3 separate regions of the Mus musculus genome follow, and regions 1 and 2 are each linked to region 3. Evidence: chromatin loops called from intact Hi-C (ENCODE). Cell type or tissue: left cerebral cortex. All regions are shown on one strand.

The links. Peaks named below come from ENCODE experiments on the same cell type or tissue, not always from the same donor. Only the 100,000 strongest peaks of a DNase experiment are listed, where the experiment ranks them.
Region 1: a loop joins it to region 3, with 4 times the contacts of the local background. A loop is called at or near these places in 10 of 42 quality-filtered maps.
Region 2: it touches region 3 in a loop (2.0-fold over the local background); 12 of 42 quality-filtered maps call a loop at or near these places.

Annotation. Positions count from the first base shown.
Region 1 is chr19:36,178,564-36,186,563 of GRCm38, forward strand. Gm32081 (a long non-coding RNA gene) reads left to right here and starts at 5,998. Exons shown (of 3, transcript XR_386675.1): 1 at 5,998-6,134. In left cerebral cortex, a CTCF peak has its summit at 4,741 (motif pointing right); a DNase peak (open chromatin) is centred at 4,752.
Region 2 is chr19:36,406,299-36,414,298 of GRCm38, forward strand. Pcgf5 (polycomb group ring finger 5) reads left to right here and starts at 3,450. Exons shown (of 10, transcript NM_001368691.1): 1 at 3,450-3,611; 2 at 5,658-5,938. The coding sequence starts at 5,827. In left cerebral cortex, a CTCF peak has its summit at 3,489; DNase peaks (open chromatin) are centred at 3,356 and 4,017; H3K4me3 peaks cover 1,539 bases.
Region 3 is chr19:36,344,476-36,352,475 of GRCm38, forward strand. It overlaps a transcript of Pcgf5 not described here. Among named protein-coding and RNA genes, the nearest start is that of Pcgf5, 61 kb to the right of the region's middle. In left cerebral cortex, a CTCF peak has its summit at 4,588; DNase peaks (open chromatin) are centred at 3,326, 3,883, 4,550 and 4,938; H3K4me3 peaks cover 2,623 bases; H3K27ac peaks cover 1,698 bases.

The DNA.
Region 1 (8,000 bases), 170 kb before region 3:
CCAGGAAGCCGAGACAGAAAGCAGAGAAAGGTTTCTTAGTGGACAGGCAGGTATATTAGGCTAAGTCTTCAGACTGTTGTGTGACGTCAAGCTGAGTAGGGACATGGAGGGAACTCTTTATGTGGGACACCACGCATAAAGACACTAATGCCACCTTCAATGCAGACAAAAAATATCCCTAAATTTTGAAAATCAAGTTCTTTTGTAAATCCTTAGCCAATGGCAGTGTGGCTGAAAAGAGGACTTGGGAGGAAAGACACTTTGTCCAAGGGAGAGGGATGCCCAGACAGAACTCTGCAGTCATATTTTCTCAGAGCCATGACGTCTAGGCTTGAGACATGGGGTCAAAGTATGAGAGTTTTGGCTCAAGATGAATAAAGCTGGCTCCAGCAGCTGCCATCCGCTCAAAATGTGTATGTTCAAAGAATGTGACCACTTGAGACTCTTTCTGGTTCCAGCTGTTCTGAGATGTTAACGAAGGTCTAATTGCTAGGAGCACGTGGGGTAGACCTGGCGTTCATCTTCCTGACACATGGAAAATGTGGTTTGGAGGCCAAGCTGTCAGACCCAAATCACCTCCAGACCCTGCCTGTTGCTAGTGTATTTCATCGCCAGGAGGGGCACATTTCATCAGCAAGCAGGGCTGGCCCAGCTTGGCCAGGGCACTCCCTGTGGCTATTTGTATCCTAACACCAATGCTGACATGGGAGGTTAAATTCGCATCAAAGAAACAGGGCGCCAAGCTTCTCCCAAGGCCTGTCTCCCAGTTAAACATGAAGAAAGTCCATCAAATTATCATACCTGAAGATGAAGGAACAATTTGTTCACACACAGCTTGTATTTATAAACCACCCCGGAGTCCTTACCAGATAATTTAATATAGAGGATAGCATCTCACAACTGGGAGACTTTGTTAACAACCAAGCTGCCCTTTCACACAGAACTGAGCACAGTCAGAGAGGCTGTGGCTATTATACACAAAGGCAGGCATGAAGAGGCTCAGTATCCCTTGGAGGTAGCGCTCACTCACTTGCTCACCCTACCCCAATCCTATCTGCCAATCATATTGGCTGTCTCTCTTCCAAACTGACATGTATCATACCACCTAACTGTTTAATGGTACTATAATACAAATTTCCCAATGCCAGTCATCATTTGTTCCATGTTAAAAGTCCCAGCCTCTCTAAATGTATATTTTTAATATATCTTTAATTGCATCTCCTTTCCTAAATGTATTTACTTTCAGTTCATTTTCCTGCCACAGGCAGAGGGCCCTTCACTAAGGCTTGGGGTTTGATTAGGTCTCCTATGCAAGCCTTAGAGTTTAGTGCCTTACTGGGCTATGGGACTGCCCACACGCACACATTCATTGGTAAACTTAAAGATACTCTCAGTGATGAAAAACTGGGTGGCATGCTGTTTAAGAGCCTAAATTCTGCAGTCAAAGACTGATGAGTTTAAAAAAAAAATCAAAACTGTTTCCATCATTTACGCTTCATATGACCTTGGGAAATGTTCTAAATGGTCTGTCCCATGGATTGCTTAGGCTAACCCAAGAAAAGTAAGTTACTCTTCACAGGGAGGTTGTGAAATGCTTTGAGGACCAGCCACAGCTATTGTCGCCAGCCTGAGAGCTCAATGAAGTGGGTTCTTGGATGAGTCCTCTTGAGTCTTCAGCACAGCCTCTGCTCTTGCTGGAGGCTCAGAAAGGAAGGTCTAGCCAAAGAGAGGCTCCATACCTGTCTAGACTCCTGGCCCGCTGTAGCCTGAAGCAGCCCCTAGAGAGGCTATTGATTCATAGCAAGTTTGGCAAAAATGGGATGCTGAAAGGAGAGACCTTCCCTCGGTGATGTGAGCACCAGGACTCTGTGCCTGAGTCTGTGTAGTAGCCAGGAGGGACAGACAGCTCGGGAAGCTAGAGCTAAAGACTGAGCTTTGAGCCTCAGGCTGGTGGCACTGCTGAGAGAGACAGCTGGTGCGGTTCTCGCTCAAGCTGCTCACCTGCTGTCGGTCCAGTGCAGTGGGAAGAGCTCAGGGAAGCCCCCTTCAGCTCTCCGCACTCACTGGAAAGGCCATTGTGCTCCCTGGAGAGGGGGTGAACTGTGGTGAGCCCCAGGTTCCCCACTCTGGGTCGGAGGGACACTCATTCCCCAGCTGTGGCTCCTTCCGGGATGGGTCCTCATCAGAATCACCTGATGGTCATGGTCTGTTCCAGGACAATCTAATCAGGGTGAGCAACTAGGACAGTCTGACGCCAGAACCCAGGGAAACAGCTCAGGTTCCCGCGGAGAAGGCTGCCAGGTTATGTGTCTCCCTCCTACCAGAGCCTGCCTCCTCTTTCTTCCTCACCTAGCCAAGGATCTCAAGAGGGAGAGAGATTCCCTCCTCCCTTACCCCACCCTCAGTGAGTTGCCCAAGAGACACCTTCCCCAGAGGACAGGCGTCTCATCTGGCCTGAATGGTCCCTACTTTCCCTTTCCCAGGGGGTCGTCTGGGGTCACTTGACCTGACTTTGGCAACATCTGCAGGGAACTGGACACAGGATGGCCCAGCACTGTCTCTTCTGCTTTGGTGGCAGTTTGAGTCAAGTAACCCACACACAGCAAAGAGGAGACTTGCTCCCATGAAAATGTGTGTGTGTGTGTGTGTAGGGGGGCAACCCCACTTTACTTACTCTCTGAGGTTTGGCATCCATTTGTGCTTTTATCCTGCTGTGATTGTATAATAAAGCTTACCTTATCCCGTCCTGTCTAAATGCATACATATTCACTTAGAGAGTTTTCAAGATCCAGTGTGAAGCAATAAAAGGTTCTATAAGTCTAGAATATGACTTACTTTTCATCTATGTGTGCTTAATGTAACTTGTAGGAAAACACAATACAGTTAACCCAAATCAGTAATGAATCTTTTTTATCATGTGTGTGAGTTTTATTTATTCTCCATGACAAGATTTTTCTATAAATCCTACTTTGACTTTACAAAGCCTCAAGTTAAATAAACCATTCAACAAATAAATCAACAGAACTGGAAACAACTGAGAGTTGTGGCCAATATTCTGTTGCCCAGAATGGAGAACTTTCAATAAACACAAACATTAATAAACATATACATACACTGATCCACCCTTCTAGTAAAGTAACTATCTGTGACATGAGCCACATGGTCGGACTTTAGCTGCAGGGTAAGGACTAGAAACCTTGGGAGATGATTAGTCAGTGGGAGGGGCTGACCTGTGCTCCAGACTGACAAAGGGATGTAGCATGTCAGACTTGCCAGGTACACTGGAGGACTGTGGGAGAGAGAACTTAGCATGGCTGGGAGGGCTGGGGAAGCCGCAGAGGTGATCCCTAAACTGCAATTGGAAGGGGCATCTGAGGGAGGGGCAGCCTAGGAAGGAACTTCAGAAGCAACAGGACACATTTGCAGGGTTACTAACAGGTGACTTGTGGGCAGGACAGGAGCCCTAGTCTAAGGCAGAGCTGGGGTTGAAGAGAAGGCAGCAGGCTGACCCTGGGCTCTCTGGGTGATGCTGTGGAATTTGGAATCTTTGTTGATTTTTTTCCACTTGCTTTATTTCTTCTGATCAAACAGAACCTGGTGGCTCTGAGCCCCGGCTACCACTCACAGGCATCTAGCCCCAAGCATCCCCAGGAGACGCTAAGGGTCCCTAGATGATTATTATCACATGCATATTACTAAGCTGACTGACTCTTCCAGTGTGTCCAAGGATTCTATTATATCACTAATGGTTCCAGAACCAGGACAATCTGTCATCCTAACCAAGCTAGGGTGGCCCTCCTGATGTGCCCAGGGAAATAGGGCTCGCCTGCTCATGAGTTGGATTCTTCCTAAAGGTTCCTCCATAAACCACAAATAACCAGCTCCCTACCTCAGCAAAATACCCACTACAGCTCTCGATGACCAAGGTCTGCGGAGTGGCAACTACCTTTCCCCCCTACCAATGAGCAGCAGGACAGTCACCCCTCCCTGCCATGCCACCTTCTGAGGTGCCCACAGCCCCACAGAGATGAGCCAAGCCTCGGTGTAAGAAAGGTTTGTGAGCGAGTGCTTCTAATTCCAGGGAGCAGTCACCTCGAGGGCAGGCCTGCCAGAGCCTTCTGGTGCTCCTGGCCTCGGGGCTGGCTCCAGGTAAGAGAGTCCAGCACACACCCACAGCCAGGACATTTGGGCCAACTGTCAAATGGCTTTCAAAGTCTCAGGCCTGCTTGCTTCCCAGAGAGGCAAACACCACTGCTGCCATTCAAGATTTAGTCCTTCACTTCCTTGGTGGTAGGTTTTATTTAGAAGGGCTTAACAGTGGAAGTGTTTGAGGACTTCGGAAAGACTGTTTAAAGGAAGAGACCGTTGGGACACGTCATCCCATCACACACAAGCACACATCTGCATGCCCCTCCCCTTCTATTTCCCCTTGAATTCGGGCTACAGTATGGATTTGATGGTTGGCACCCCAGCAACTGTCCCGTGACCTTGAGAAGAAACTATTCATTAAGACTATTTAGCCTAAAAGACAGATGAAAGCCTGAGTCTTTGGGGGACCAACAAGTTACCTTAATAGTCTGTGACTGGCCATTTCTAGCCTTTCTTTTAGAAGGAGAGGTAAATCTTGTGTGCATAAGATACTGTTACTGAGGTCTCACCTAATCCTGTGTAATTGGCCCTTCTTAAAATGACTGACAGGGAATTTATGTCTTAGGGACTAGTCCCAAACCCTACCACAAGGGGGTAGCCTTGTCCCATAGGCCTCCATATAACACCAGCACCAGCGATCAGTGTGGATGAGTTATATCTCAGACCACAGTTGGCTGCTATGGCCCAGGCTGGCTGATCTAGGCTGAAGTCTATCTCATCGGTTAACCCAGATCTCTAGCTACTGTATGTGATTTCCCAAGGAAAGAAAACATGTGGGGAGGCAGTCCTGATGCAGCCAACCCTTTCTAAACAGAGCAAAGAAGCTCTGTTCTAAATCACCTTCAAGTTAGTGGTACGTGCTGACTTCTCGGTTCTGTTTTTGCTCCTTTCAAGGTCTTTCAGGAGGGTTCTGTTTTTGTTTCTTTCTGTGGATTCCTGTTAAGACACCTGTGCGGCAGCTCTGATGGCAATTCTTCCCTGAAATGGCTGTCCAAAGCTCTGCTCCCTGCCTGTTGCATGTCATCCATCGACTCTTGTTCCAGCTACATCTCAAAACTCAAAACTCCCCAGGTAGAAAGTTCCAGTGACTACAGGCCTGAAGCTGGAGGAATGGTGGTTCATCCGGGTCTCAGGCTGAGAGCATATTGCCGTCATCAGGAAAGAACAATGCTATGAGACTCACTGTGAGCTGACGCACTAAGGCGTTTGTACTCTGCTGACAGTGTCAGGGCCCATGGCTGTGGATATGACTCCTCTTGGCCTGCCTCCAGTTCACAGGCTAGCGCTATACAGCTGAGGCTCGAGGATAGATAGAAAGCTAGCCCCCACATCTTCTCACCTGGCTTTCCTTCCTAGATGGCTGCATCTGGTATGAACAAATCTGGTACCTGGAGATAGCCTAGCCAAAGTTGAAGGATCATCCATCCCTCTGAGACATATAGGAAGTTCCCACCTATGAGAGAATCCCAACGAAGGAGAAAAGATCAAAAGCATTAGAAGACAAGAAGCAGCTTCTTGCCCCAGAGGGACCCCTTGGGAGTTGAACCTAGAACATATAAAATGTAGGATACCCTGTGACAATGACATGTTTTCTATCTGGGCAATAATCATACATTATTGATACTTTTCTGAAATTCAAATGTAATGGCATTTACTGGCTTTATTTTGCCGACCTTTGTTGGAGATAGAGAATCTGCTCATTGTGGAGTGGGTGGGGACCTAACAACATATTCTGGAGCACATCAAAGGGGCTGACTAAAGCTGAAACAGCCATAGGCCTCCCGGTCTTGCATGCAGGTTTCCCAGAACAGTTAATGTCTCCTTGTTGCTTTATCGTTTCAGGTGCGTCTTGCTCTGGTGTGATGGAGCCCATCACCGATGCTGAGCAGCTGGCAGGCCAATGGCCTCCAGGAAGGATGTGCCTAGTCAAGCCCAGCGCCTCCTCGGAGGATAAACACTCTGCTGTTACAGGGGCCAGTGGTAAGGTAAGGCCATCTCAATGGCAACTTCCCCTCTGTCTTTCAAACTATGGAGAAATGAAGGGTTTTTGGACCACCCCTCAGGCTCACCTCCTCTGGACCACCCTCAGGCTCATCTCCTCAAGACCACCCTCAGACTCCACCTCCTCTGGGCCACCCTCAGACTCACCTCCCCTGGACCACCCTCAGGCTCACCTCCTCTGGACCATCCTCAGGTTCACCTCCTCTTGACTGATTCCCCCATTTCTGCCAGGAATCTGGTAACACAAAAGCTCTTCTTAGTCACAATGTATAATCAGAGCCCACAGGACACAGAGGCAAAAATGTGCTCTTCTCTCCTGGATCCTGTGAGGACAAAGCAATACTCCCCAACCTGCCTTTTTGGTTTGCACACCAGATTTAGCAGGCATAAACACAGGAAAAGAACAGTGAGTGAATTGGGGGAGGGGAGCTGCAGGAAGAACCCTTCCTTCATGCTAATTCCCGTTTGACATCACCTCACCATCTGTTCACACTGGTGGTCTCACCAACTTCAGCTTTCCATTGTCACCCATGGTAGTCTTTTGATGGAGAAGGTCCTGCCTGTGGCTTCCCCACTTGGCTCTCCTGCCCTCCCATCTAAGAGCTGCCAAACCCTTTCATCTTAGTTTCCTACTAGTCACTTTTCAGGTCTCAGACCAGCCCATGTATGCTCTTTGGTTGGTGGCTCCGTCTCTGAGAGCTCCCAGTTGATATTGTTGGTCTTCCTATGGGGTTGCCGCCCCCTTCAGCCCCTTCAGTCCTTCCCTTAACTCTTCCATCGGGGTCCCTGACTCAGCATCTGCATCTGTCTCAGTCAGCTGCTGGTAGAGCCTCTCTGAGGACAGCCATGCTAGGTTCCTGTCTGCAAGCACAGCATAACATCAGTAATAGTGTGAGGGATTGGTGCCTGTCCATGGGATGGGTCTCAAAATGGGTCAGAAACTGGTCAGGCATCCCTTCAGTTTCTTTCAATCTTTGTCCTGCATTTCTTTTAGATGGGGCCAACTTTGGGTCAGAAGTTTTGTAGGTGGGTTAGTTGGTGTTCCTATCCCTCCACTGGGTGTCTGTCCTGTCTGGTTATTGGAGGTGGTCTTTTCAGGTTCCGTATCCCTACTGTTGGACATTTTGGCTAAGATCGTCCACTTGAGTCCTGAGAGGCTTTCCCATCCCATGTCTCTGGGACTTCCTAGAGATTCCTCTCACCCATTCCCCCAACAGCTGCATATTTCTATTCATTCTCCTGGTCCCCTAGGCCTCTCTCCCCATACTGGATCCTGACCCCCCATATTCCCCTTCCCCTCTCCCTCTCCCACCCTCTTCTTTCTGCCTCCATTACTATTTTATTCCCATTCTAAATGGGATTCAAGCATCCTCACTTGGGCCTACCTTCTCGTTTAACTTCTTTGAGTCTGTGGGATATATCTGAGTATTCTGAGCTTTTTGGCTAACATCTACTTATCAGTGAGTACATACTATGCATGTCCTTTTGGGTCTGAGTTGCCTCACTCGGGATGATATTTTCTAGTTCCATCCATTTGCCTGTGAATAGTATTGCAGTGTGTAAATATACCATATTTTCTGTATCCATTCTTTGGTTGAGGGACATCTGGGTTGCTTCCAGGTTCTTGATATTACGAATAAAGCTGCTATGAACATAGTGGAGCACATGTCTTTGTGGTGGGGATATTTTCAAAATACAGGTTCATTTTTCTTACCTCTGCCCTTCTCAGCCAAATTCTAACTCCATGGATCTGGAACAGTGGTTCTCAACCTTCCTAAGTCTATGACCCTTCAATACAGTTCCTCATGTTGTGGTAATCCTCAACCATAAAATTGTTTACATTGCTACTT
Region 2 (8,000 bases), 62 kb after region 3:
GTGTGTCTGAAGACAGCTACAGTGTACTTATTTATAATCGTTAATAAATCTTTGGGCCAGAGTGAGCAGGACTGAACAAGCGGGGTTGACCGGAGCAAGCAGAGGTCCTGAATTCAATTCCCAACAACCAGATAAAGGCTCACAACTATCTGTACAGCAACAGTGTACTCATATATATAAAATAAATAAATCTTTCTAAAAAATGAGTGGTGGAAATGGGTGCTGTTACTAGCTCTCCTCCTCTTCTGCCCCTTCTCCATCCATTTGTGTAGGGTGGGGAGGCAGGCAGTTCTTAAGTTATTCTGTTAACTGTGTATCCCATAACTTCATGTACTTGAGAATTTCTAAAAGGCATAAATAAAACTGAACTGATGCTTTTGTCTTGGCTCAACCCAAATCAGCTGTGATTTTTGGATTTGCACTTTGTGGGGGGTTGGGGGTCTTGTGTCTGTAAAATGAAGTGAAACATTCATGTCCCAGTGCTATATACTTAGAGCACCAGGAATGCGTTGATCTATCTTGCCATTGTTTTTGTTGTTATTTTTAAAAAATATTTATTTATTTATTTATTTGTTATATGTAAGTACACTGTAGTGTGTCTTCAGACACTCGAGAAGAGAGCATCAGATTTCGTTATGGATGGTTGTGAGCCACCGTGTGGTTGCTGGGATTTGAACTCAGGACCTTTGGAAGAGTAGTCAGTGCTCTTAACCACTGAGCCAGCTCATCAGCTTCTTTGTTGTTATTTTTAATCAGACTAATGTTTATATTTTAAATTACTTTTCCGTGGGTCTTATTGTTTTATTTTCTCGAAGCACTGGGAATTTATAGCTTTGTATCTGCAGGGCAAGCAAATCACTTGCTTTTTTTTTTTTTTAAATAACTTTTTTGGGGTAAGAGACTCAGATGGTTTCTAAAGAAGAGAGAGAAGAAATCGCAAACTGGTGAATAAGAATTGTCCCATTTGAGCCAGATATTTGAATGCTTACTTATCAAGTTCATCAGGGGTGGGCTTTCAGGTTTCAAAAGTACATGCCGAGCCCACTCTCTCTCTTGGCCTAACTGGGATCAGGAATTAGCTCTTAGCTACTTCTCCAGCCTGCTACTTCACACCTGCCTGCCACCATGTCCTCTCCTGGGATGGAAATGAGCTAGTCCCTGGGGCTGTCAGCAAGCCCCCAGTTAAGTGCTTTTTCTTCCAGAAGAGTTACCGTGGTCTCTGGTCTCAGTTTCTCTTCACAGCAAAGAATGGATGACTAAGACACTGTTTGGCTTCAAATGTAAGTAGGGACTCAAAACACTGGTGTCCCCACAAAGGATGGGACCCAATGGCATCTCTCAGTCTTACTCCAGCATCTCCATTTCCACGGCCACCGCAGGGGACTGCGTAGGGCTTTGGCATCAGCACTCCCTCTCTCCCTCCTTTGCTGGGGTATGTCCTCCCGGAGTCCGAGTCCAAGATCATTTCTGAAAATACTGGGCAGCTCACTTACCGATCACCAACTGCATTCCTCTCGGAGTTCTCAATGTTTGTACTCCTGGAAAAGACATTTAAAACACTTGCAGACACAAACTAGAACAATATTAGGCCATTGTGTGTGTGCTACAGTGTATATAACAGGATCTTCCATTTCACATTTTAATAGAACTTAGTGTGCAATCCATTGCCTATTTTATTTTATTCTGGTTTTTCGAGACAGGGTTTCTCTCTGTGTAGCCCCAGCTGTCCTGAAACTCACTCTGTAGACCAGGCTGGCCTCGAACTCAGAAATCCGCCTGCCTCTGCTTCCCAAGTGCTGGGATTAAAGGTGTGAGCCACCACTGCCTGGCCCCATTGCCTATTTTAAATATACTAGAAATAGGTTGGCTTTTCTCATTTGGATACATTCAGTATGAAAGACATGAAGCCTACAGTCACTTGACTTGTTTTCTTTTGCTTACTGTAATTACTGTGTCTTGCAGAAGTCATCCCAACCTTGAGTCGGAGTTTCAAAAAGGGGTCCTTAAGAGGATTATAATCACTTAAAGCTCTGTATTCTTCCTGCAGCGATATTCAAATGAATTTGTTTTACCTGCATCTAATTTACCTGTTTAGTTATAAAAATGGCTAGTTTTAAAGGCATCCTGTTCTGCCCCGTGCATTTTAAATTTGAGGTATATCTCTGGACACCTGTGCACGCCTGGATTGTTGTTTTGTTCTTGAAGTCACCTCCGCAATCTGTCACTAGCCAGAGGTTCTGCCTGTCTGGAGGAGATAAAGCGAATGCTCTGCATTCTCTCCGAATTCTTCAGCCACCTTTGCTCTGGCTCGTACAAAAGAGATGCTGGAACTGCAGCCCTGATTCTCTTTCTGGTGTGCAAGATTGAAGGTTACTTTGCAGCTTGCGCTTTGGAGAATTCTCCTTTGATATTTGGTTAGTAAGTGATGGCTACCTTGCTTTGCCTAGGATCCTAGGGATCCTAGATTATAGTCTTCTAAGAAGTGAAGTACTGGGTCTAAGTTATGCTCAGTAGGAATTTATGAGTTTGGGGAAAGCAGTAGGAGAGGAGTATAGGTCACCTTTCAAGGAATCCTCCTTTTCTGTTAATGAATGGTGTCTCCGAAGTCTCAAAGTCCACTAGAAAGAGCACTGGGGTTTTTGTTTGTTTTGAACCTTGCAAACAGCAATAAATTTTTACCACTTTACCTGTATTTGTCAGTGATTCTGATTGCTAGACCTATCATACTGCTACAAGTTCAATGGTGATTTCTAAATAAGGTTCATTGCAAGCCAGTGTCTTCATGTCCAGTACGGCCTCGTGGGTCCAGTGTGGAGAACAATGCCTCCTATGAAACTGTTCTTCGATGTCTTAAGTTATATTTATTTATATGAATGTTTGTGAGTTTGTCCTCTGACCTATAGAGGTCAGAGAACAGCTTGCAGGGGTCGTTCTGTCCATTCTCTCCTTCCGTTGAATGCTGAGGACTGAGCAAGTCTCCTCAGGCATGGCTTCAAGTGCCTTTACCGGCTGAGCCATCTCACCGCCCCAAGGAGAAAATTCAGTGAGGTGACTCAGTGCTCAACGCTGACCATTGCTTTTGAACCGGCCAGGCAAAGCGTACTGGTCATTGTTAAGACTGAAAACAACCCTGAGAGGGATGGCGAGGATAAGAACGGAGATAAAATTCGGCCACAGCTACGTGTCACACAGGAGCAACAAGGGTGGGGGGCAGGGCACTCAGGGTGTCCCAGGCGCCTAGGAGGAGCACGAGCCGGCGGGCGTGGGCTGGGGGCGTGGCCGGCGGGAAGGGGCGTGGCCCACGAGGAAAGGGCGTGGGGACGGGGCGTGGTCGGCGAGAGAGGCGTGGCCTGCGGGCAGGCGGGCGGCTCTGGCGGTTGGAGGTGGGTGGAGCTGCCCTTGGAGGCGGCACCGGCCTGGCCCCGAGGCCCGCCGCGCCCTATCGCGCCAGAGCCGAGTGGCCCCGCGGAGCCCGCGCGCTCCCGCCTGCTGGGGGAGGGCGGACAGGGCGCGGGGGACCAGACAGGCCGCGGCGGGCGCTGTTTCTCTTTCGCTTTCCCGGGCTCGGAGGCGGGCGCGCCGGCGGGCTGAAGAGCGGCGGCGGCCGCTGGGTAGGTACCGCGCGGGGGCGGCCCGGCCGCGCGCCAAGTTTGCGCCGGCGGCCGCGGCGCCCCAGACACCTGCCGCGCCGGGCGCTGGAGCCGGAGCCGCTCGGGGGCGGGGCGGGCGCGCGGGGTTTCGGGGCAGCGCTCGGGGGCGGCGCGGCCGGCCCGCGGAGACTCGTCCTGTCCCGTGGTCCCCGCGCGAGTAGCCCCGGCTCCTGAGCCGAGCACCTGCCCGGCGGTGAAGGGCTCGAACCTCCGGGACCCGCGCCGGCTGACGCGGAAAAGTTGCCGCCGGCCGGCCGCGCGACACCGCAAGCGCTCGCTTCCTTTCCGTGTCGGGGTGACAGGGCTCTGGGCTTGGGATTGGGACTGCGTTTCCCACCGGTTTGCCTCGAGCGAGCGCTCACGTAAGTCCTGGGAGCAAGGGAAAGTCGAGAGAGGAGCGGGGACCCAGGCGAGGATATTAATGCTTTGCTGAAGGTCACGAAGGCCAGAACCCCGACATTGCAATTAATTAAATTACACTTTCTGTCATATCCTTGACACTATTTTCCCAAGGAGTAGACGCTCCGAGCTTATACCCTGAACGTTCACAGTGAGGGTGTGCTGCTGGAATGATGCCTTCTAGACTTTTCCAGTTATTTTATACTCGCCTATGTGTTAACAGCCAAGGTAGTGGAAAAGTTTCTGCCTAATGAGTGAGATTCGTGTAGGATGAACCTACTGAAATCAGCATCTTCATTGTTTTCTAAGGTCATCTTTCTTGTAGGGAATTTGCAAAACTTTTTAAATAACCTAACAAGCTAGTGATTAGTAAAATTCTAAGAAGAATTAATGACATTTCTTCAGTTTTCACTGTTCACTATTTCATTTAATCATCGCCTTTCTAGGTCGCTGGAGCTCTTATTTTTATCTTACAAATAAAGCAATGAAATAAATAGCTACTTGAGACTAACTGTGGCTGGTATCTGTTAGAACTTTCTCACTAATAGAGGAAAAAAAGAATGAATTTTGGTAGAGTGCTTGCCTAACATGCACTGTGCCTGAGTTTGATCCCTGTCACAGTGCAAACTGGGAGTGGTGGGTCACACCTGTATTACCGGCATGCTAAAGGAGGAGGAGGCAGGAGGATCAGAAATTGAAGGTCATCCCCTCTAAACCAGGAGTTGTATGCCAACCTGGGCTATAAGAAACCCAGCCCAGAAAAATAAGAATGAATGAATGAATGAATGTTAAATCAGTGAAAAAAAGTAACTGGGGAGAAGTAAGCATTAGCAAATAGGGATTACAGTGAGGATAGTGTCAGAGAGGGACACAGGGACAAGGATGGTGCAGTGATGAAGAGGAAAGGCATGTTGGACAGAAGATAGGAGCCTGCAGAGTTTATATGGTGGGAAGAGTGGTCCTGTCAGTGTACCTGAAGTGTTGAAGGAAAGGTTAGAGTCAGTTTGCAATGGAAACCAATTAGGAATGTGGTTTACATCTCATGGGACAGGCTAAAAACCTTACATGCTTTTTCTGTTTACAGAGAGGAAGCGCCGACTTTTTATTTTTTCTATTTGAGAAGTACTAACTGTAATAAATAAATAGAATAAACCTGATAGCAGAATGTCAGATGCCCTGCCCGGAGGGTATCTGTCTGAAGAGGGGACATGCACATCATGTTGATTTGACTGTTAACTGGACGGAGAGTACAGAATGGAAATAGAGACCCTTTGGTAGGGGGTTGCTGACTTCAGTTGTGAGACTTGGTCGCTTGTATCGGCAGAGGCTCCTGATAGGAAGTCAAGCAGGTAGTAAAAGCCCAGTACTGCCGAGGAGCAGCCTTAACTGGGTTCAGCAGCTTTGGGTGCCATGAGTTGCAGTGGTAATTGAAGCTTCATAACTGGGTGAATTTGGTAACTCTCAATTAAATGAGAGTAGATTTACAGGTTAATTCTACAATAAAGGTTGTGTCCTGCTCATCACATTTTGACCCTGAAAATGTACTGTTAATGATATTAAATGCAGTATAAGAAATGTGATGCCTTCTCTCTGTGACTTTGGGAACAGGTATGAGAAAGAGAACCGCCAAAAGGAGTGAGTGATGCTCAGTGACCTGCGCTCAGGCTGGACGCTCGCGCCTCGGGACTCCTACAGGAACATTGCGCTAGCTCCTGGGAGCAGCTTTGCATCTCCTTAGTGCTCCTCTGCTTCAACTGCTCAAGCCAGCTGACCTCGAATGGCTACCCAAAGGAAACACTTGGTGAAAGACTTCAACCCTTACATCACCTGCTACATCTGTAAAGGCTATCTGATCAAGCCCACGACAGTGACGGAATGCCTCCATACATGTACGTATTTCTGTGTCCTCCGCTTTCTATGTGAAACCCAAATTCACCTAGGCGTGCGTGCGTGCGTGCCTTTAAAACTGTTGTGCTCTGTTTTGGTCTGGATTTTTAAGATTTAGAAAGTAGTCTTAATTACTTTCAAATTAATTTTCAGAATATTTGTCACTGGTATGCTAATAGCATGAAGTTTTCCTATCAGTTGAATCCTAATACATGTTTACTGTGTTTTTTTTTTTTTTTTTTTTTTCAAGACTGGGTTTCTCTGTATAGCCCTGGCTGTCCTGGAACTCACTTTGTAGACCAGGCTGGCCTCGAACTCAGAAATCCGCCTGCCTCTGTCCCCCAAGTACATGTTGACTTTTAAACCCAGTTTGTAAAATGTTCTTTAAAAGGCTTTAAAATGGTTATGAACTTGCAAAAAGCGAAGTATTTCAGATTTTTAATATTTTCAAAAATGACCCTGAAGGAGTTGGCTCGTGCCTCTGACTGATTCCTTCCCCAATCACACTATTGTCGGCATGCCCGGAGCATCTGGTAGAATGCATGTCTACAGGCCTACTTCCTGGGGAGCTCCTGTGCCCAGCATCTGCCTTTCGAAGGGTTGGCTTGGTAATTCTAGAGCACGCTCAAGTCAAGTTTGAGAATGTTGTAATATTGCTGTAGCTGAGGAATTTTTAGGATTTTACTGTCTCCTGCCTTACAGAGGGAAAATTGTTTTTTTTTAACTACTTGTATGAGTATACATACTTTCTGTGCTTTCTGTTACTATAATTTTATTTTCTTATTCAGTGAAACTTAATCCCAGTAGCCTCAGTTTAATATCTATCATACGTTCTAAACTAGATGCTATATGTGTACCAAGGCCATTTTAGCTTTTCATCAATCTTGAAGCAGTTTGCAGTGGTTATAGGGAAAGAATATTTGGATTATCCTAATTTTTATATGTACGAAAAGTAAGCTTCACTAACCGTGCTCACAGCTGTTGAGTGCTGGGCCTGAATTCACATGCAAAGCTGTTCAGTTTCTATGCTTTTTTCATAATTTCCGTTGAACGTGCTCCCTCCCTCACGAATGGATAGACTATACCCACAAATGAATGAGCCAGATAGAATCACTAGAAAATTAAAATGATAAATGTTATGTTATATATAGTTTAATCACAGTTTTAAACACAGAATTTTACTGAAAGCTGTTTGAACATACTGAGACCTGATGGGTCTTGTGGTCAGGTCTGGTTACATATACTGTGGAAAAGCTATCTAGTGGTATTGATGAATACTCCCCTGGGATGTTAACTGGCTCACGCTGTTCATTAGCAGTTAACTATGAAATGTCTTCTATGGTAATTTGTCCTTGCCTTGTATTTAATTTGAACAATTAATAATTAACTGTCATTGAAAACATGTATTGACTGCCTACTACGTGTCAAGTGCAGTGCTAAATACAGATACATTCTAGGAAGGGAAACGTAAATAGATTCAATATTTATTGGTGACGAAGAGCATGAAAAGGAGCCGATTGTAGGCAGGGGCAGGGTTACTTTATATGATGTCATGTCAGCTTCTCTGTGCTGTTTATACAGAACGCTTAAGTGGTTGAGCGCTACAGGGAGAACCTTCTAGAAGAGAGATTAGCGAGTAAGATCAGAGAGTTTGACCTGGACTATGCGTGGCAGGATCTAAGAGCATCGTATCAGTTAGAAGGCACAAGTGCGTGCACACATATGCCACCTGTAAGACTTAGGCTTCAAAGGTAGTGTGATTTGGGATGGAGGCAGGGAAGAGTGATCCTACTGTGGATGTTTCGGGGAGGGGAAAAGCCATTAAGAAGTGCACGCTGGAGTGGACAATCAATCAAACGTTGTCTCTTGACTCCAGTTGTACCTGCACATGCCTATGTATGGTCCACAGTCTGCTTTGTTTCACTGATACTAATATTTCTGCATTTTTCTATTTGGATCTCTAGCAGAAATGGCCAATTATGAGATAAGATGAAAGCATAAATCTCACAATTTCTCTCTACTACAAGTTTTATATCCTGAAAGATATTTTGAAATAAAATCCCA
Region 3 (8,000 bases):
TATCATTTTGTGTCTCAGACTCCTCTCTAATGAAATGAGGATTTGACCTAGAACTCTCTGCTTCCTTCCCACTTCCTAGAAGAGGCGAGTGAGTAAAGGGCAGGACTATAAGGTAGATTTTAGAGATCAAGTATTGAATTATAAATTTGGCTTGAAGTAAGACAGAAAAGTGGAACAATTACTGACTTTATAAGATAAAGGAAAAACATGTCTTTTTAAGAACTGACAGGATAATATAGCCCATGTCCTCCTGGAATTTCATAGTATGCCATTGTAGTCAGGAAATAGACAGGAATTGGAACTAGAAAGACAACTAAGATTTTCTTTCTCTTTTCCTTTTTTGGGGTTCAGGGGCAGGGGGTACATTGAGACAAGGTCTCACTACATAGCTCTAGCTGCACCGTAACTCACCGTGTAGACCAGGCTTTTCTTGAACTCACAGCAACCCACCTGCCTCTCTCTCCCTTCCAAGTGCTAGAATTAAAAGTGTGCACGCCACCAAGCCTGACTGAGACCTTCTTTAAACAGCAAACTAGTGCCGTGCCATGTCCCCACTGATGGCATCAAATGCATACGATGCACTAGAACTGCCCATATCATATCAAACATTCCCAATGAGGGCTTTAAAAGCTTGAGAGACTCGTTCCAGCTCTGGTATCTTCTAGCATGGGAAGGAAGCATGACGATACGCACCCATATCTGTTGAATCCTATCTCACCCACCCCATTTCCACTGCCAGGATGCATGGAGTTGTCTGTTTGCACAGCTGAAAAGAAGAATATTCTCATAGAACTCTGAACTTTAAAAGTTAGGAAGAAATATTTGCTGTTTAAGCTCCTTGCTCTCTGGCTGTCTATGTTGTCAAAACTGACTATAAAGTTTTTTATATATACTAATTTCCACAAAAGCCACTGGAGTAGATGATATTATTTTCCCTGATGTGTTGAAGAAGAAACGGTATGTGAGTTCAAGGTCACATGGCACAACATTTATCAGAGACGGTATCTGAATATGAGTAGACTTCAATGGCCATGTTCAATCACCTTGGTGTTCAAGTACCCGAACCTTACAGCCATGGATCTCTTATTTTAAAACCTTTTGGGCTAGACAGTGTTAGCACTCCTCTGTGGCTGTAAAACGCGATGGTTCGAATAATCCGAACTATACACGTATTTAGGATTTAATGTAGGTTTCTGAACAGTGTTTCTTTTGGGGGACTATGATGGAACATTCTCTAATTTGTTAGCCTTCCTTCATGTTTCAGCCAAGTTGGACCATATTATTTCCTGTTCCACCAAAAATGCTCCTCCTTGATCAATTTCGGGCCTTTCAAATCTTATTCCCCCTTCACAAATGTGATGAGATGCTACCTCCTCCAGTTGAGGACTTAAAATGACGTCCTGGACTGTTGGGATTTGGGGTTTGAGGAGGCGTTTCTGATAATGAGAAATTATAGGATAAGAAAGTGAGGAGGGAAACCTAACTCGAAGAGTAAGCAGGTGTCGTCAAGTGACCTGCATAAGCAGAGGCTCCTTTGAGGACAGACAATAGGCAAGCCACTAAATTCTATCCAGCGGTGCTCAACCAATGAGTGTATGCTGAAGACTGAAGATAACATAAGATAGCTGTCTAGCATTGTGTGTGAAAGGGCCACAGCACAGTGGCATCTAAATCTGAAGGCCTTAACGGGAAAGGTGGGCATGGCTCTTCATACCAGTGCCCGCAGCTGGCACAGGGATGGTGTGACCAGAACCTAGAGAGGGAGAATCGAAGGAGAGAGGAAGGAAGGAAGCACAAACAGAAAGGTGAGAAAGGACAGCTAAGGAAGGATGCCATGTAGGAAAGGAGAAGGCTAGGAGAAAGAAGTCACTATACAAAGGGAGGACAAGGTGCCGGAGAGGGGGTGGGCGACTGAACAGGGTGTTCACTCACACTGAATAAACCGACCTGGAGGATGAGTCCCAGAGGCAATCAGATGCTGCACCCAAGCCTGGGACATCTGTCACCTATCACGACGCTCTGGGCTGCATTCTCCTTTCCCTAACACCGGTCGTGCCATGCGTTAGCCAGTAGTTACAAGTGCACTGGCTTCTCATGCTTCTTCCACGTGCTGCTGACTGGGAGGCTGAGAAAGGAAGGAGAGGAGGAAGGACCCTTTGCTTTGAAGGGGTCTCCAGGAGAAGCTCCACTCTGTGATATCTGCCCCACTGCTCTGGGTGCTTCCTTCCTACTGGCCCCTGCTCGCCCTCCCCCCACCCCCAAGCTGGAGCCTTGGGGAGGGGTTGCTTTTATTGACAGCTAATCTCAGGATGGCCTTACCCTCCCTTAGTTGCAACTGAAGTTCCTTCCATGTATTTGTAGCTTATGTGAACTATCTGAGACAGAAACAGTTCATTGGATGCTTCTCCAGAGTCCAGATGTCTTCCCAATGGGACTATATGCAGCATATCTAGACAAAGAAATCCAGCCATTCCAGCAGTCACGACGGACCAGGGTCCATCTCATGACAGATCAGAAGTAGTGTTTGATCAGCCCAGATGAATCCACCTATGCTATCAGGACTAGATGGCTCTTAGTATCCCTAATCATCTGTAAAATGACTGAGTTTGTGCCTGTTGCTTTATGACTGTCTTTATTCACTTTGCAGCAGAGCTCAGTCACATACCACCTAGGGCTGATTACCCATTTTGAGTCCAGAGGCACACAGTTAGATGTAGGGAGTGAATACAGAGACAGGAAACACGGAGGACACACTTGGGTGTCAAAAGCGGTTGCTTTCGACAAGATGGGGAGTCTGTGTTCTCAGTTCTTCGAAGATTCAAAGTTCCCTGGGCCCAGACACTCAGACAACACAGGATAATTTTCAGTTTCATTTCTCCCAGGCTGCTGGAGCCCTGTTGAAACTTGGTCACTTTCCTCAAGACATTGAATAGAATGAGGGAGGAAGGTATCTTGGGGATAGAGACTGATCCCCAAATCAGACTGATGTCAGTAAGGGAATCCAGAAGACTACACACTGCTGTGGTAGGAGGAAGCTGAGATCGGGAGCACGTGAACAGGTAGAGGGAAGCCCAGTGCTCTCTGGCAGAGAACAGAACAGGATTCAGGCAATGAAAATCTGCCAACGCATTGAGGCATGGTATTTAGCCTCAGGTTCTGAGGTGACAGTTGGGCAGTAGAAAGAAGGCTGAAGATGTGCAAGTTCGCCTGTGAAGGAAGCCGAGACCATGGGAAGTCTCAGAAGATGCTCAGCACCAGGGCGAAGAGGTCACTTCTGGGAGGGACAACTTTTTGAATGTCATGTGGAAGCAAGGAGATTAAAAGCAGGGAAGCGGGAGGCAGAGAAGTACTGTGAGCTCCTACGGATCAGCTTCGACAAGAAGCCTCGACTTGACCAAAGACTTATTAATATTTGAGCTGCTTTTCTATCTGCTCAAGGCAAGCTTCCTGGTGGGGTTGGGGTGGAGGGGATGCAGGGTGGGTATCTAATCAACCCCTGGAGCATAGGCAGTTTCCAAGCCAGAGAAGTTTCAAGTTTCTCCTTGCCAAGGTCGCACCACTACAGGTGGGCTGCTCCAAGCTCCAGGAGCCTGCTTCGCTCCACGCCCACCCTGCCGGTCACCCCTGCTGTTCCCCTTCAAGCCCAGGCACCGCGGTGGGCTGTGACCCGCAGGCGCTCCAGGAGCTACGCAGCAGCGGCGGCGGCTGCTCCAGAAGGCCTGGCGGGCGGCGGCGAGAGGCTGTGCCCCAGTTTGTGTCCAATCAGGGAGTGCGGGCTGTGCCCCGAGCCGGGCAGCAATGCGTAAACAAACCCTCTGGCAACTCCTCCGCCCCCTTGGCGCGCTCGCCCCGCGCCCATCGCCGTCGCCTCCGCCGCCACCGTCACGGTCACCGCGGGCTCCGCTGCCGTCGTCCTTTTCCCCGCCCTCCCGCGGCCGGGCCACCCGGACCCCCCGCCCGCGCGGCTCGCGCCTCGCCACCGGGTCCTGCTCCGCCCCGCCCGCGCGGGCTGCTCACCTACCGCCCCACGCGCGCGCGCTCGTGCACCACGCGCCCCGTGCGGCCCGCCCGGAACGTGGCCTCCCGAGAGCTAGGTAAGAGCGATGCTCGGGGACCCCGGAGGCTTCCCGGCTTTGCGAAGTTTTTTTCCCCCTTTTTTAAAGCGTGGCCGATCTTCCGCTGGGCCCGGGGCGTGATCCCCGCGGGCGCCGTGAGAGCTCGGCAGGCAGTAGGGGTCGCGCGCAGCCGGGGGTCCCAAGTTGCCCACGCCGGGGCACGGGTGCTGGCGGCGCGGCTGGGCCGGGCGGGCTACGGGAGGGTCCCCGGGAACTTTCTCCTCCCCCGAGGCACGCTTGCCAGCGCGGCTCGCGGCCCCGGCCCCGCGGCGAAGGCTCCCGGGCTGGAGAGAGACAGGGCACGGTGTTTGAAGAAGCTGACGCAGTTGGTGACGCTCGCGGCTTCCTGAAGGGGACCGGCCAGGATCGAGCGCCTTTGCGAGGGGACGCGCGGGGCGGGCGCTCGGGGCCTTTACCCCCCTCTCCTGGAAGCTGCGTGGGGAGCCCCTCGGGCTCCGGGAGTGAGCACCTCTGCCGGGCGGCCCTGGCAGCGCGCGCCCCGCTTCCGTTTGGATCGGCTGGGGCTATTATATAAGATGCCACGGAGAGCAGAGGGGCGATCGGGAGCGCGGCGGCGAGGACGGTGGGGACCCACCTGTGCGCCACCGCACGCCTCGGGGGTCGCGTCGGAGCCAACCTTGCTCTCCGCGCCCCTGCCTGCCCCGGGACGCTCGCTCCCTGCCACCTAGCCCGGCTCTCCGCGTCTCTCGCTGCAGGCGTCTGTACTTTGAAACATTTGTTTAATATTAAGGAAGCTGCGTGTGCGGCCGTCATAGTACGCCGGGAACGTGTGGCCGGGAGCTCCGGAGCGGTGAATGAATCATCGCCCCGGTGGACCGCGCTCCGATGATTCACGCGGGCTCCACACGCGCGCGCGTACTCGCTGTGGGCCGCCCTTCTGCGAGGGCTGACGCCCGGAGGGGCGGGGGGAGTTCATGCGAGAGGGCGGCGGGTTTTTTTTTTTTTTTTTTTTTTTTTTTTTTTTTTAATTTAAACCTGCCACAGTAACTTTCGGGGTGTAGGGCTAACCCACCTTCCCCAGTCTTGCTTCTCGTTTTCTGGAAGGGTAATGAGATTCCACCTGGCTGGGTTAATGAAGCAGAGGAGGCGCTGATTCGCTGCAGGGCCCGGTCCAGTCCCATTCAGAATTTGAATGGTGTCAAGTGAGGGAGGTCTGCAGCATGGTTGGAATTCGAGTAATTGTGTCTACTTCAGCAGTTGCCAAGTAATTAGCAGAATCCTTAAAAGTGAGTCGATCTTAAACAACTGGTCCCTCAAGTAGATGATATAAAGATTAGCTTTATTTTTTTAAGTTTTAAAAGGCCATCTCGTTTTTCATTCATGAATACAGAATGTTTCCTACTGTCATTATTCCTGAACACCAACTTGACGTTCCCATCCCACCCCACACTTGAAGGACTACAGAGCAAATTTTCTTGTCATCTGGGGCTCACCTCCAGTGTCAGGCCCCCACAAATACTCTTGATCACCATACTTCTTAGTTCTTGGTCCTCCTAAACTACTTCATACCCCTCCTATTTTCTTAATAGCTCCTAATCGCTAAAAAAAAAATACTTTGTAGCAGCATTATTTAAGTCTGCTCTCCCCCTACAAGAATGTAAATTTCACAGAGGAGAAAGTGGAAGACTTTACCTGTTTGTTCATGTATACACTCGAGTCAACAGAAGCCTCATATACATTCGGGGCACCCTATGTTTGTTGACATGCCGAATGAATACATTTCTCTCCCTCATTCTTGGCAGGACGATCTTCAACAGTTGCAATGCCTTGCCTTTGGTGGGCAAGTTGCCAGTAGGGTACAGTTCTCACTTTCTCTTTACCGGTGTGATTTTCTCGAGATCGATCCGTTTCCTCCGCTGTGCAGTTAAGGGCACACAGTGACAGACCTTTAAGCATCCTGTTGTAAGATGCTTACTATGAAGACGGATATGAAGCTTTGGCACCACGTTTATTACTGAGTAAATAAAAATAGAGCTACTAGTTTAAAAATGGAAAAACTGCTAAAGCGAAATCAGCGTAGTCAAGTTGTCCCAGGCCTGAATGTTTCCGTTCGTTTGGAACACTGGTGTTTCTTCATTCCTCTTTCCTCCTACCTGTAAACCAAACTCATTCTTAGTGGTGGTGAAAACTGTCACAGTAATATAATATAGTATTAATTTAAACAAACTCAAAGCGTTCTTTCTCTGTCAGGGGCCCTAACTCTAATGTGTTGTTGATTTTGGACACAGAATAGTAGCTAAAAGGTGTTGTCTAAAATTATCCTTTAATTGACTCGATTGAATATCACAAGGATTAGAGCTACAAGTCAATATGGGAGGACGGTTTGGATGTAGTACTTAATACTCAGATGACTACCTTGATAAAGTATGTTATTATAAAGAATAAACTGCAGAGCGTGTTACTCAGCCTCAGTTTCGTAGCAGTACAGTCAGCTCTCAGTGTTTCCACGGTCCACTGCTGAATAGGAGTGGCCGCCCTGCCTCATCCTCGCAACTAGTCATTTCTGGAAGTGTAACTTCAAGACCGAGTTCAGAGAACACAGCATTTTAGAGCTAGCTACAAGAGATCTTGAAGTTGCAGGCTACATCCTTTCAGAACCGTCTCTGAAATGACTTAGGTAGTAAAGGGATTTGCTCAAGATTCAGAGCTGGGACTAGAACCTAGAATCTGGAGTTTGTGTTGTTGTGGAAGCCCCAGCGTTAGTCCAAGTACCAACAGGTGGGGAGGAATTGCTCCTCCGACTAACAGATTGTCTGCCTCTTGCTTGTGAACACTTTACAGGGAGTAAAATCATACCTCACTTGGATTTGTATCTTCCCATGTCTCCCATCTGAGGGATTCAACAAATACTTGCTGAATCTGGTTGGACAAATGGCTTTTCAGTGGATAACATACTTAAGAAGTGAAAACTAGGAAAGGAGTTTTTCTGGCAAATAAGAATAGGCCTTCGCAGTTTTATGGTGATGATGCTACCAATTTTAATGTCTCTAAGTTTTAATGAAAGTGACATGGAACTTTTCATGTGCGCTCTGTCTTGGTTAGCATAGTGGTATCTGGAGACATAAGTTTGTTCACGTAGTGGGTCTTACATTTGTAACAATAGTCAGTAGAAAAGAAAGCCTGAATTTCAGTTCTGTGTCTAGCAGGAAGCCCTCTCTATAATGAGGTACTTGACTTTGGGAGAAGTTCTCTCATTTTGTGTGTGTGTGTGTGTGTGTGTGTGTGTGTACACGTGCGTGCACATAGTGGTGGCAGCATTGGTGCTGTGTACACTGAAGGATTGTGTGAGCATGGTCTACTGTAGAAGGACCTGGTATAGAAAGGGCTCTTAATGAGTTATATCTGAAAGTTGGGTGTGTTTGTGCATACATCTGTAATCCCAGTACTTGTGAAGTTGAGGCAGGAGGATCAGGAGTTCAAGGTCATCCTGGGCTACGTAATGAGTTCAAGGCCAGCTTTTACTAAATGACACCTGGTCTCAAAAGAAAACAAACCAACAATAAAATAAATACTAACTGTTCTACATTCCACACGTATGCATCCGTGGGGCTGACACGGAGGGATTAAATGACCCCTGTGGCCCCTGAGGTCTGGCCCAACTCTTTGGTTTTAGGAACAGGCTACATTTGTGCTGTTCTGAATTTTTAATTTTTAATTAAAGTGATACCTATATTCCTACATCCTGTGAACTGAAAAAAAAAAAAGCTTAGTTTCTAGGCCTCCTAAGTATTTGTTTTAATAAACATTGATAAATTAACTACATTTTTATTCTATACACTATGTAGATTAACTTAAACATTCTCTTAGTTTACTATATGAAAGGCAGTATGAGAAGTGTATGGGATAATCAGAGACTAGGAGAAC